Linked DNA regions of Homo sapiens: all the other regions are linked to region 2. A link is a contact called in ENCODE Hi-C or POLR2A ChIA-PET data. All regions are on one chromosome and are shown on one strand. Each heading gives the region's core, a stretch centred on a gene start or an enhancer-like site at or near the end of the contact. The rest is flanking DNA. Distances are from core to core; before and after follow the strand shown. Region 1 overlaps CDC14B (cell division cycle 14B). Region 2 holds the start of PRXL2C (peroxiredoxin like 2C). Region 3 holds the start of ZNF782 (zinc finger protein 782). Region 4 overlaps CDC14B (cell division cycle 14B).

The links. A loop is a pair of places that touch in the nucleus more often than their neighbours do. ChIA-PET counts read pairs that join two places held with the same protein, here RNA polymerase II (POLR2A). Pooled maps may share reads with other maps.
Region 1: POLR2A ChIA-PET joins it to region 2 with 12 read pairs in H1. The contact joins the enhancer-like site here to the promoter of PRXL2C in region 2. A Hi-C loop is called at or near these places in 1 of 168 maps with a recorded cell type or tissue (chondrocyte). POLR2A ChIA-PET finds 5 or more read pairs at or near these places in 5 of 52 experiments (CD8-positive, alpha-beta T cell, H1, HEK293T and 2 more).
Region 3: a map of naive thymus-derived CD4-positive, alpha-beta T cell shows a loop between it and region 2 (16-fold over the local background). The contact joins the promoter of ZNF782 here to the promoter of PRXL2C in region 2. A Hi-C loop is called at or near these places in 1 of 168 maps with a recorded cell type or tissue (naive thymus-derived CD4-positive, alpha-beta T cell), 3 of 37 single-sample maps with no recorded cell type and 13 of 50 pooled maps.
Region 4: a loop to region 2 is called in a map of dorsolateral prefrontal cortex, with 2.7 times the contacts of the local background. The contact joins the enhancer-like site here to the promoter of PRXL2C in region 2. A Hi-C loop is called at or near these places in 3 of 168 maps with a recorded cell type or tissue (HepG2, chondrocyte and dorsolateral prefrontal cortex). POLR2A ChIA-PET finds 5 or more read pairs at or near these places in 7 of 52 experiments (A673, AG04450, CD8-positive, alpha-beta T cell and 4 more).

Annotation. Positions count from the first base shown.
Region 1 is chr9:96,522,349-96,525,048 of GRCh38, forward strand. It overlaps CDC14B (cell division cycle 14B), which reads right to left. Exons shown (of 14, transcript NM_033331.4): 10 at 1,239-1,377; 11 at 913-1,072; 12 at 158-255. Among named protein-coding and RNA genes, the nearest start is that of HABP4, 74 kb to the left of the region's middle. RefSeq lists an enhancer at 55-1,254. Within about 2 kb of position 1,268, at least 8 of the 41 ENCODE cell types and tissues checked have a DNase peak (open chromatin) inside an H3K27ac peak, as active enhancers do.
Region 2 is chr9:96,653,974-96,656,673 of GRCh38, forward strand. PRXL2C (peroxiredoxin like 2C) reads right to left here and starts at 1,344. Exons shown (of 6, transcript NM_153698.2): 1 at 1,117-1,344; 2 at 732-800. The coding sequence starts at 1,308. RefSeq lists silencers at 883-952, 1,093-1,302, 1,343-1,432.
Region 3 is chr9:96,853,224-96,855,923 of GRCh38, forward strand. ZNF782 (zinc finger protein 782) reads right to left here and starts at 1,291. Exons shown (of 6, transcript NM_001001662.3): 1 at 865-1,291. RefSeq lists silencers at 624-713, 994-1,063.
Region 4 is chr9:96,504,440-96,507,139 of GRCh38, forward strand. All of the region lies in intron 13 of CDC14B (cell division cycle 14B), which reads right to left. Among named protein-coding and RNA genes, the nearest start is that of HABP4, 56 kb to the left of the region's middle. Within about 2 kb of position 1,297, at least 3 of the 41 ENCODE cell types and tissues checked have a DNase peak (open chromatin) inside an H3K27ac peak, as active enhancers do.

The sequences.
Region 1 (2,700 bases), core at 18-2,517, 130 kb before region 2:
AGGCCAGCACCCCTAGGTTTTAAATAACATAGGCAAGCATTTCAAAGTGGCATCATGGGCTTGCAACTATGGAGAAAAATGTACAGGAAAAACCCTCACCAAGGACCCCACACACATATGAAGAAACATCAACCACAACAAAGGAACCCAGACTCACGTGAGAGGAATAGCGTTTGTTTTGGATTGTCTTCTGCTTTTCAAGGCCCGAAGTCTATCACCTTGTGTCACTCCATTGATTTCGTCATCATCACTGTACTGTGTAAGTAAAAAAACACTGAGCTAATGATTTAAGTTGCACTTATTAATGCAGTACAGCAGAGCAGCAATTTATCCACATGAACACAGTCCAAGTTTCTGCAAGCTCTAGAATATTTTTCCCTTTCACAATCAAGCTTCAGGTGACATTTTAAGACAGCCAAAGTTGACTTTCAGAGACAACACAGCAGCACTCTTGTTAGAAAACACATCAACAGTGAAGAGGGTTAATGGGCTTTCAAGTTTGAAAACGCTCTTTTTAAAATCTCAGTGTACTTACTACCACTTAATGTAGTAGTACTGCTACCCCCTAAGCCTTTGATTTGTTAAAAGCTCTCTATTTGAGAATGATTGCTTTCCTAAATCAGCTGTTGTGAAATGGCAAAAAGGGGTGAGGGGCAGGGGTAGATCTGGCTGAAGAGCTCACTTCACAACCTTTTATGCACCTGCTGAGTAAGTAAAACATAGTTTTATGGACACACAACCTTGTTTCCACTATTTTGGGTAAAAAGTGCCTAGAGAGGGTTATAAATATAAAAAACTGACAATCATCCAAGAGCTGCTTTATTATTTTACCTACGGTTTTCTCCATACCCTGACAGGTTCTCAATAGCAGTTAAAGCAGTAACAACATCGCAACAGAAACGGCTTGATTACCGGTTCGGGTTCTTGCTGATCTTGATTCTCGACCCCATTTATGGAAATGTCATCAACGCCAGAGAGAAGTTTGGAGAAGGCTGCTCTGTGTTGTCCATTCTCCTGCCCCTTTAACTTCTGACGAAAATAGTCCCCTTCCAGCCAGAGGTTGGTTTGCTTCCTAGAGCATTTAAATAACATCAAAATAGAGCTTTCCAGAAAGATACATGAACAACTTCTTCCTACCAGATTATCTGTTGTTGTTGGAAACTAAAGGAAATTCCACTCCCCATCAGATTCCAACCCCACATGTTCCCTGGGAACTACAGACGTAGGCTACTACTTACATCACCAAAAACTGCTGCTGAGGCCCAATCACCGAGCCAGGTCTGCAGATCCTGACCCACGCAATGGTCTCGGCTGCTGTCATCCTGTAATGCTTCATGATGTAGCAGGCTATCAGAGTGCCCGTGCGACCAAGGCCAGCTAGGAAAATAAAGAAGCACAGAAATGAAACTTGGGCTGATGTACTCCAGGATTTTGTTGGGCAGGCAGAATTTTTTTAAAAGGCTTCTCATGACTCTGCTTCTTTCAATAGTGGTTCTCAAGGCTGGTTACACTCTGGAATCACCTAGAGAGGTTTTTAAATACTGATGCCCGGTCTCACATCCGGAATGTATTTATTATTTGTTTCATTTATCTATTTATTTTTGAGACGGAGTCTCACTCTGTTGCCCAGCAGGCTGGAGTGCAATGATGCAATCTCAGCTCACTGCAACCTTCACCTCCTGGGCTCAAGCAATTCTCCTACCTCAGCCTCCCAAGTAGCTGGGATTTACAGCCATGTGCCACCACAGCCGGCTAATGTCTGTATTTTCAGTAGAGACGGGGCTTCACCATGTTGGCCAAGCTGGTCTCAAACTCACCTCACCTCAGGTGATCCGCCTGCCTTGGCCTCCTAAAATGCTGGTATTATACACTTGAGCCACCACGCCTGGCCTTACGCCAAGAATTTAGATTTAACTGGTATGCAGCATAGCTTGGACACAGAGATTCCTAAAATCTTCCAGATGATTCTATGTGTAGCCGAGGTGGAGAATCACTTTCTGAGCAATGATTCTCAGTAAGTGCAGTGTCTTCTGCCCTGGGCATTTTAGAAAAACGGTACCACCATCTTTGCAAAACCAAAGGCTTGTAATTTTGCACTTACTCCCACATCCAATTATGTTTTCTGGTCTGTAATACCCATTTTCACTCAGATTTTTTTAAACCTCTATTGGTGCTGGCCTGTCTTATCTAGACTATTATCATTACCTCCAGTGATGGTTAATTTTATGTGTCAATCCGGAATGAATCTTTGGAGATTAACATTTAAGTTGGTGAGCTTTCAGTAAGCACAGTTCCCTCCATAATGTGGATGGGCCCCATCCAATTAGCTGAAAAACCTGGGCAGAACAAAAACCCTGACTTTCCTGAGCAAGAGACTGCCTTTGGCTTTCATCTGCACCATCAACTCTCCCATGTTTCCAGGCTGCTGGCCCACGCTGCATATTTTGGACTCACCAGAATCCATACTTGCATGAGCCAATTCCTTTTAATAAATCTCCTACATATAAAAAAAATCCTACTGCTTGTTTTTCTGGAGAACCCTAAATACAGATTTGGATCATGAGATAGGGGTCACTGTAACAACTACATAGAAATGGAGAAGTGGCTTTGTGATTGACAACCTTGCATATTTAGCAGGGGAGATTTGTAAGGAAAGTGTTGAAGATACAACCTGGTTTCTCCTTACTGGTTACTGTAAAA
Region 2 (2,700 bases), core at 94-2,593:
GGGCCTACAGGCGCCCGCCACCAAGCCCGGGTAATTTTTGGTATTTTTAGTAGAGTCAGGGTTTCACCGTGTTAACCAGGATGGTCTCGATCTCCTGACCTCGTGATCCGCCCTCCTCGGCCTCCCAAAGTGCTGGGATTACAGGCGTGAGCCACCGTGCCCGGCCGCACAGTTATTTAATCAATGTTATTTTTTCACATCCTGATTGACAAGGTCTGCTGAAAGAACATCTGTTTTATAAAGGCTGCTCAATGCCTTTCCTCAAAAAGCTCACTTGGGCACAAACCTATCTGTGCCTCAAGAAAAACAACTATGTGGTTTGTCCTAGGGACATGGAACTTGCAGCCTATTAACATAAACATTTGCACCTTTACGATATATTAGTATTTTCCCATAATGAGCAGCTATTTGGAGTGTAACAAAAAATAAAGGGAAGAAAATAACCATTTCCAGCATTTGTTTTAGGGCATTATCAGTCAACATTTGAGAACAGGCACTAGGTTACCAGGCAACACCACAATTGTTAGTACGTTTACCACCAGGCAGCACCCAATGAGTTAGGGCAGAAATAGATCTCTGACGTCTCACTCCTTTTGGAGGGGCGAGGGTGGAGAGAGCTGCGGGGAGGGGCAATCCAGGCTGCAAGTTCCGCGCTGGAGCCGCGTCCTCCCCCGCCCCGCTCGCAAGGTCTGCAGAAGCGGGCACTGGGCCGCCCACGCTGGGAAACTCACTTGTAAGAAACTCCTGGGGATTTTGGCCAGATCCTCTACGTATTCCTTGCAGATGTAACACAGGAAATGCTGAAAGCCAAAACGGCAGAAAGGGCAAGTTAGTAAAGCAGCACCCTCGGGCCCCGAAGGATCCCTGTACTTCGCCGTGCGTGACGCGAGCAAAGGCGACGCCCGCGGGGCCGGGACCGGCGGCTCGGGCGCCCGGCGCGTGGGAAGCGGGCCTCGCCCTCGCCCTCTCCCTGCCCCGCCCTAGTTGGGAAGCGGCCGCGACTGGGCAGGCTGCCTTCCCGTTTCCGTCCTAAGAAGCAGGAGGCGCGGCTCGCATCCCGGCAGCCTGCCCGGGACCCTGGGCCGCGCTTCCCTTCCAGCCCCGCCGCCCGCTCACCCGCACGAACACCACCACGGCGCGGCGCTCCCGGAACAGCGCGCCGAACGGTACCCGCTGCCCGCGGGCGTCCAGCACCGGCAGCTCGGCCACGGCGGCCGCCAGGGGCTGCCCGCTGTCGGGGCCGCTCGGGGCCGGGACCAGGGCGGCGGCGCCGCTAACCTGCCGCGTGACCGGGGCCGGCGCGGCCATGACGCGGGGCGGCCGAGGGCCTGGGTCCGCTCTGTCAGCGCGGACCGGGGCGGGGCGCGCAGAGGTTGGGCGCGGGGGGCGGGGCGGGGCGTGCAGAGGTGGGGCCTGGCAAGTCACGGTTTCCGCGGCGCGGCGCGGGCCTGGGAGCTGTCGGAGTGAACCCCACGGGCGGTTCTGACTCAGCTCTCAGGGTAGGGGACAGAGAGAGAAAGTAAGGTCCGTCCACGGCGAGCAAGCATTATTGAGGAAGAAAGCCGCCCGCGCCCTCCATGGCCACCTGAGCGGATGTTCTCACCTATTCGAGAACTAATGGGTGTATGTGTAAAAGGTGGGCTAGGGCCAGGCCCACGTTTTGTAAACACACAGGCCGGGCCTGTAATCCTAGCGACTTGGGAGGCCGAGGCGGGAAGATCACTTGAGGCCAGGAGTTCGAGACCAGCCTGGGTAGGTAACAGAGGGCAACGCCATCTCCGTTTTTTAAAAAAATAAATAATAAAAATAAAGAAATAAAAGGTGAGCTGGGTGGGATGAGGATGATGAAGTTAGATGACTTAGCAGCTGTTTTGTAGAAATCCCACACTTCCAATTCAGTTTCTCCTGGGGTGGGTAGGCAGGCATAGGGAAATCTGGGGATCTCAGCCTTTGTGAGACCAAACTGGCCCTGGATTTAGAGGTTCATCTTTCTCTGGGGTTTCTCATGGGTGCTAACTGTGTGTCCAAGATTTCCAGAGCAGGACCAGATAACATTCAGGCTCTTTGTCTTCATAAGTTTACTCACTCTTGTGTATGGATTTGGGGTTCAGAAAGTACATCCTTTATCTATGGCCTTTGTTGAGCTGAAGAATATTTCTGGGGCGGAGTGCTAGGCAGGTCTATGTGACTGATGTGACTCTGCCACAAAGTGCAGGAAAGGGGGATGCTGCATCCTCTGGCTTTCACCTGTGTGAAGATTTTATACTTTATTGAGCACACATTAAGTGCTCTGTTTGAGAAGCTCTGCAGCGTGTTTACAAAATTTTAAGCATAGATCTGTTTCTAAGTCAAGATAGTTTCTTTCTGAGACAGGGTGTCGCTCTGTCGCCCAGGCTGGAGCATTGGCACGATCATGGCTCACTGCAGCCTCCACCTCCTGAGCTCAAGCAGTCCTCCTGCCTCAGCCTCCCAAGTAGCTGTGATCACAGGCATGCACCACCATGCCTGGCAAATTTTTTTTTAGATTTGTTTTTGTAGACACAAGGGTCTCCCTATGTTGCCCAGGCTGGTTTTGAACTCCTGGGCTCAAGCAATCCTCTTGCCGTGGTCTCCCAAAGTCCTGGGGTTACAGGCATGAGCCACTGGGCCTGGCCAGGAGCTTTATGAGTTTTTGGAAATAAATGCATGACCAAAGTGCAG
Region 3 (2,700 bases), core at 41-2,540, 200 kb after region 2:
CTGGCCCAAACCACCCACTGTCACCCATTGTGTGGTGGCTTCTGGAGGCTTCACCAAGTCTGGCTCATTCTGGGAAGGAGGATCAAGAACTGCTTCTGACCATACACATCTAGGATCTGCTCCTCTGTGGGCTCTTCTGCCTCTGCTCTGAAGCTCGGGAGGGAGGCCTAGGTCTGAGAGGTGTTCTCTTCCAGGTAAAACTGTTCACAGAGACCCCTGCTTCCCACCTCGCAAGGGCTGCTCTGTTCAAGGAGCCTGCGACCTGACCTGAGAAACCATGTTAGTGGCAAAAATCTGACTCTTAGAATTCTTTACATCAGACTTAAAAGAGAGACACCCTGACAATGCAGAAGGGGCCAGGAACCTGTCTGACCCAAGAGATCTGAAGACACACCAGAAATCCAGACTACATTTGACACATGGTAAGATTCCATCTACATCCACTCCCTGAGTATTTGGGGACATGACATTCTGCTAAGTGCTGTGAAGGCTGCAATGCTGGTTTTAGGCAGGTGTGATATTAGCGCCTGAAACGGGAAATAAATCACACCTGCCTTTGAACCCCAGCTCCCTCACTGCTAGCTTGTGACCTGAGCCTCAGTTATATTTAATGCAGATGTGGTTGTGAGGTATACATAGGCACCCAACGAATGGAACAAAGTGTCTTCTAAATATAACAGCAGCAGTCCGCTCATGGCTTAGTAGCCTACAGTCGGCTGTTTGCTTTACAGGTGGTGACTTAAAGTTTTAAACCAACGCCATGAAGCAGTCATTATTAATACCCTCACTTTCAGATGAGAAACCTGACTCTCATCCACGTCCCTACATTCGCCTCGGCTTCCAGTTGACAGAGATGGAACTTACCCGGGTTTTTCCAGCTCCAGAGCTCGGGGTCTCGATGCAGACCCACCGTCCGGGGATTTCGGGCACGTTGTCGCCCGCGTTACAAATGCGCTTTCCCCACCCCCGCCGCCGCTCGCGCCGGGCTCCGGTCCCGCACACCGCGGCCCGCACCCGGCACCTGCTCCGGACCAACGCTCAGCCTCAGCCGCCCCGGGAGCCAGCGGCCGAAGTCCCTCTCCAGCGGCCGGGAAGGCCGAGGGCCCGCCCGGTCGCATCCACTGACACAGGGGGCGGGGATCCCACAAACTTCCCGCTTCCTCTCCCGCTTCCGGGCACAAACGCTGTCCTCCCGCCCCAGCTGCGCCCCCTCTACTTTCCGAGCCGACCCCCGAGCTTCCCAAACCGCTTCCCGGGAGTCTCGAGAACCCAAATGAGGAGGCGGGGCTCTGGCTGCACAGGCGCAGAAGGAGCCCAGGAGCCCCATCCCAGAGTGCTGCGCGGCGAACCAGACTCATTCAGGACTACATTTCCCATAAGCTCTTGCGTCCGCCTTCGACGTGACTCCTCACGTTTCGGCGATTCAGAATTGGCGGGGATGGAGTTTTTATGAAGTCTCCCGCTCAGGCTCTCCAAGAACAGGGAGAAGTTAAAGGTTAAAACTTAAACGCTACTGACAAATACAAAGAGTAGCCCTCCATTGGTTCCCGGTTGAACCAACATTTTTTTTTTCCGTAAGACTTTCGGAGACAATTGGGAAGCTGAATATGGATTGGGAATTGCAAATATTGAAAAAAAGTACCATTACTTTTGTGAACTGTGAAAAAAAATTAAGAATTTTGTAGAAATTTTTTTTTTAAAAAAAGGGATCACTACTGAAGTATTTAGCATTGAAATGATATAACTTTGAATTTACTTTACAATTTTATACATTTTCAACCTGGAACCTCCACCTTGTCTCTTTACAGCCTACCCGACCCATTGACCTGTGAGCCCTGTCCTGGCGCCCCCAGGCGTGAGGGTTCTAAGGCGGGTCGAGCCCGGTGCTGCAGGTGTTAGAGAAAAGCTTTTGGTTTTTATCCCTTAACATTGCTTCTTGCCGAATTCTCTTATTGATTCAACATATTTAAATTTAATGTTAATTATCTTAGGTTTCCATGCGCATTAACGAATTTTCTTGCTTTTTGCTGATTGTTTTTTATTTCCGTAGGTTATTGGGGAACAGATGGTGTTTGGTTACATGAGTAAGTTCTTTAGTGGCGATTTGTGAGATTTTGGTGCACCCATCACCTGAGCAGTATACACTGCACCCCATTTGTAGTCTTTTATCCCTTGCCCCGCTGCCCTCCGCCATTCCCCGCCAAGTCCCCAAAGCCCATTGTGTTATTCTTATGCCTTTGCATTCTCATAGCTTAGCTCCCACTTATGAGTGAGAACTACGATGTTTGGTTTTTCCACTCCTGAGTTACTTCACTTAGAATAATAGTCTCCAATCTCATTCAGGTCGCTGCAAATGCCATTAATTCATTCCTTTTTATGGCTAAGTAGTATATCATCAGATACATACCACAGTTTCTTTATCCAGTTGTTGATTGATGGGTATTTGGGTTGGTTCCACGTTTTTGCAATCGCAAATTGTGCTGCTATAACCATGCATGTGCAAGTATCTTTTTCATATAATGACTTCTTTTCCTCTGGGTAGATACCCAGTAGTGGGATTGCTGGATCCAATGGTAGTTCTACTTTTAGTTCTTTAAAGAATCTCCACACTGTTTTCCATTGTGGTTGTACTAGTTTACATTCCCACCGGCAGTGTAGAAGTTTTCCCTGTTCACTGCAGCCATGCCAGCATCAACTATT
Region 4 (2,700 bases), core at 47-2,546, 150 kb before region 2:
CTGGAGGGCTCCTCGCCCGATGCTGCTGCTGCTGCGCTCTTCAAGGAGAAGCGTTTGAATCGATCATTTCGTTTTCAGAGATCCCAACAGAGCACTGAGTCAAAGATCCAGACCAGCTAGTGAGACAAGTGGGAAAATATCTGGAATTTCAAAGGATCATTAATATTTTAAAACACTGGAGAGAAACAGTATTTTACAAAGAAACATTTGGAGACAACCTTCTGGGACTCCTCTCCTGATGGACTTTGGAGATAATGGCAGTAGCCAAAAATTAACACCCAGAGGCAACGGAACAGGTGCCCAGATCTGAGACTCTGAGGGTCAAGAGGCAGTGGCAGGTGTGACACCAGCAAAGCCACCCGAGAACACTGAAGAAGTTAGAGGTCCTAGATGCAGCTGCTCCCAACTGAAGGGCTCCTGAAAACACTCGTGGTTTTAGAAGCTAAGGAAAGAGGCCGGGCGCCGTGGCTCACACCTGTAATCCCAGCACTTTGAGAGGCCGAGGCAGGCAGATCACCTAAGGTTAGGAGTCAAGACCAGCCTGGCCAACATGGTGAAACCTCATCTCTACTAAAAATACAGAAGAAAATTTTTAGCCAGGCGTGGTGATGCACGCCTGTATTCCCAGCTATGCAGGAGGCTGAGGCAGGAGAATCACTTCAACCTGGGAGGTGGAGGTTGTAGTGAGCCAAGATCGCACCACAGCACTCCAGCCTGGGTAACAGAGTGAGACTCTGTCTCATTTAAAAAAAAAAAAAAAAGATGCTAAGGAAAGAACCTGAGCATTTCTCTCCCCAGCCCCCACAATATGAAGAATTAGGTACAAAGCACTCCAGAGCCCCGGACCTTAGGTTTGGTTTGGCAGCTGCAGCAGAAAGTGATGGTTCCTAGTGATACAACTCAGAATTAAAGTAACTTGTACATGCCAGTTTCTTAGAAAATGAATGAAGTTATCATTTTAAAAAAAGAAGAGCCTGCCCAAAAGAAACAGCATAAGCTAACAAACACGCACCAGCGGAAGGGCTGCGTGAAGACATGAGTGAATGCGAGCAAATGAGGTGGCTGCAGGCTCTCACTCGGGGCATGATGAAATTTCCAAGACTGTTCTAAGAGAGCTCTTCAGAGAGGTCATGTGAGAACACTGAAAACAGGCCGATTCAACGGAGCCAATTATTCACTGGATTTATTAATTCTTAAAAGAGAAAGGTTAGCATGGATTTATAGCTCTAACAGGAAGTGGGAGGTAGAGAAGCCCACTCACCTCCCTCTCCAGACTCAGGGAAGGGAATGAGAAGGTGCCACACAGAGCCCTGGCAGGACCGAGGGCCACACAGGCTGCCTGGCCGCCGTCCCAGACCTGTGGCCACATGAGATTTAGGTTTCGATGTGGCACAGCTTCAAATGGATACACGAGGGGATAGTCATCTTCTGTGAGAAACAGTGGCACCTTTTCCCAAAGACAAATAGTTAAGACATCACTCCTATTTTTTCAGCTGCCCCAAGTAATTGCTCTTTTGACGTTTTTGAAAAAGTTCCCCAAAGCTGAAGAGCCTCTCAGTAAAACCAAAAATCAAAAGCACCAATTAAGCGCAAAGCGAGTTTGGGTGGAGTCTTCATCCTGGATGCCAAGGAACATGAAAATGGAAGGTCAAGTTCCCATGTGCCGCAGAGATGATGACAAACCAGTAGGAACTGGTAAACCTGCTACGTTGCAGGTAGGGATGAAAGGACCCCAAAAGGGTGCTCTATTTTTTTTTCTACTGCTGTTTAAAGATTTCAACTCAATACTTTAAATTTACTCAACAATCTTAGCTCATACTATTTTGTCCAGAATCAGACCGTGCACCAATATACTAATTCCCTCTTGCCCTCCAAACAGAAATGAATACTATTTAGTATGATATTATGAATAATATTCAGTAGGATAAAAGCTCCAGGCTACAGCTTGGCTAACTCCAATTCTTAAAACCTATACATAATTTGCCTTTCTTTTGTAAGCTGTAGGTGGATAACAGGTAGGGTGATGTGAACACAGGACAAAGTCCCAAAAGAGGCACAAAGAAAGAACCCACTTAGAGGAAGGTGGGGAAATAAACTGTGAGTCCCAGTTAATCCTCACTGTTAGACTCCTTTTGCTCTCCACATCATCTCTGAAAGTCCATTTTGGAATTTAAAAGAAGTCTTTTTGGTTTTCAGAACTATCCCAAATTCCTGGAAGCTGCTTTGGGTCATTTCAACATTCAGTCCAGATTACTGACTCTGAAATCTACCTTAGGACCCTCAAAGCATCCCTGCCAGGGACCTGAGGCAGATGCTTGCTGCAACCAGGAACCACTTCTCCAGAGAGGCAGGAGTTCAGGTTACTAGAGTGACATGAAAACGCAACGAGACCTAGATAGAAAAACAGAGGCAAGGCCAGCCCTTCCTTCCTCACAGGAAGACGATATGACCTGGCAAGTGCCAGCCAGGCTCCCGGACTCTACTCTTCTGTAACCTAAAAAGCATAATCTAAAAAAGCAAACAGCAGAATTAAATGTGCAAGACACACTACGCTGTTAACAAAAGCCTGAGCGGCCGGGCGCCGTGGCTCACGCCTGTAATCCCAGCACTTTGGGGGGCTGAGGCAGGTGGACCACTTGAGGTCAGGAGTTCAAGATCAGCCTGGCCAAAATGGTGAAACCCCGTCTCTACTAAAAATAC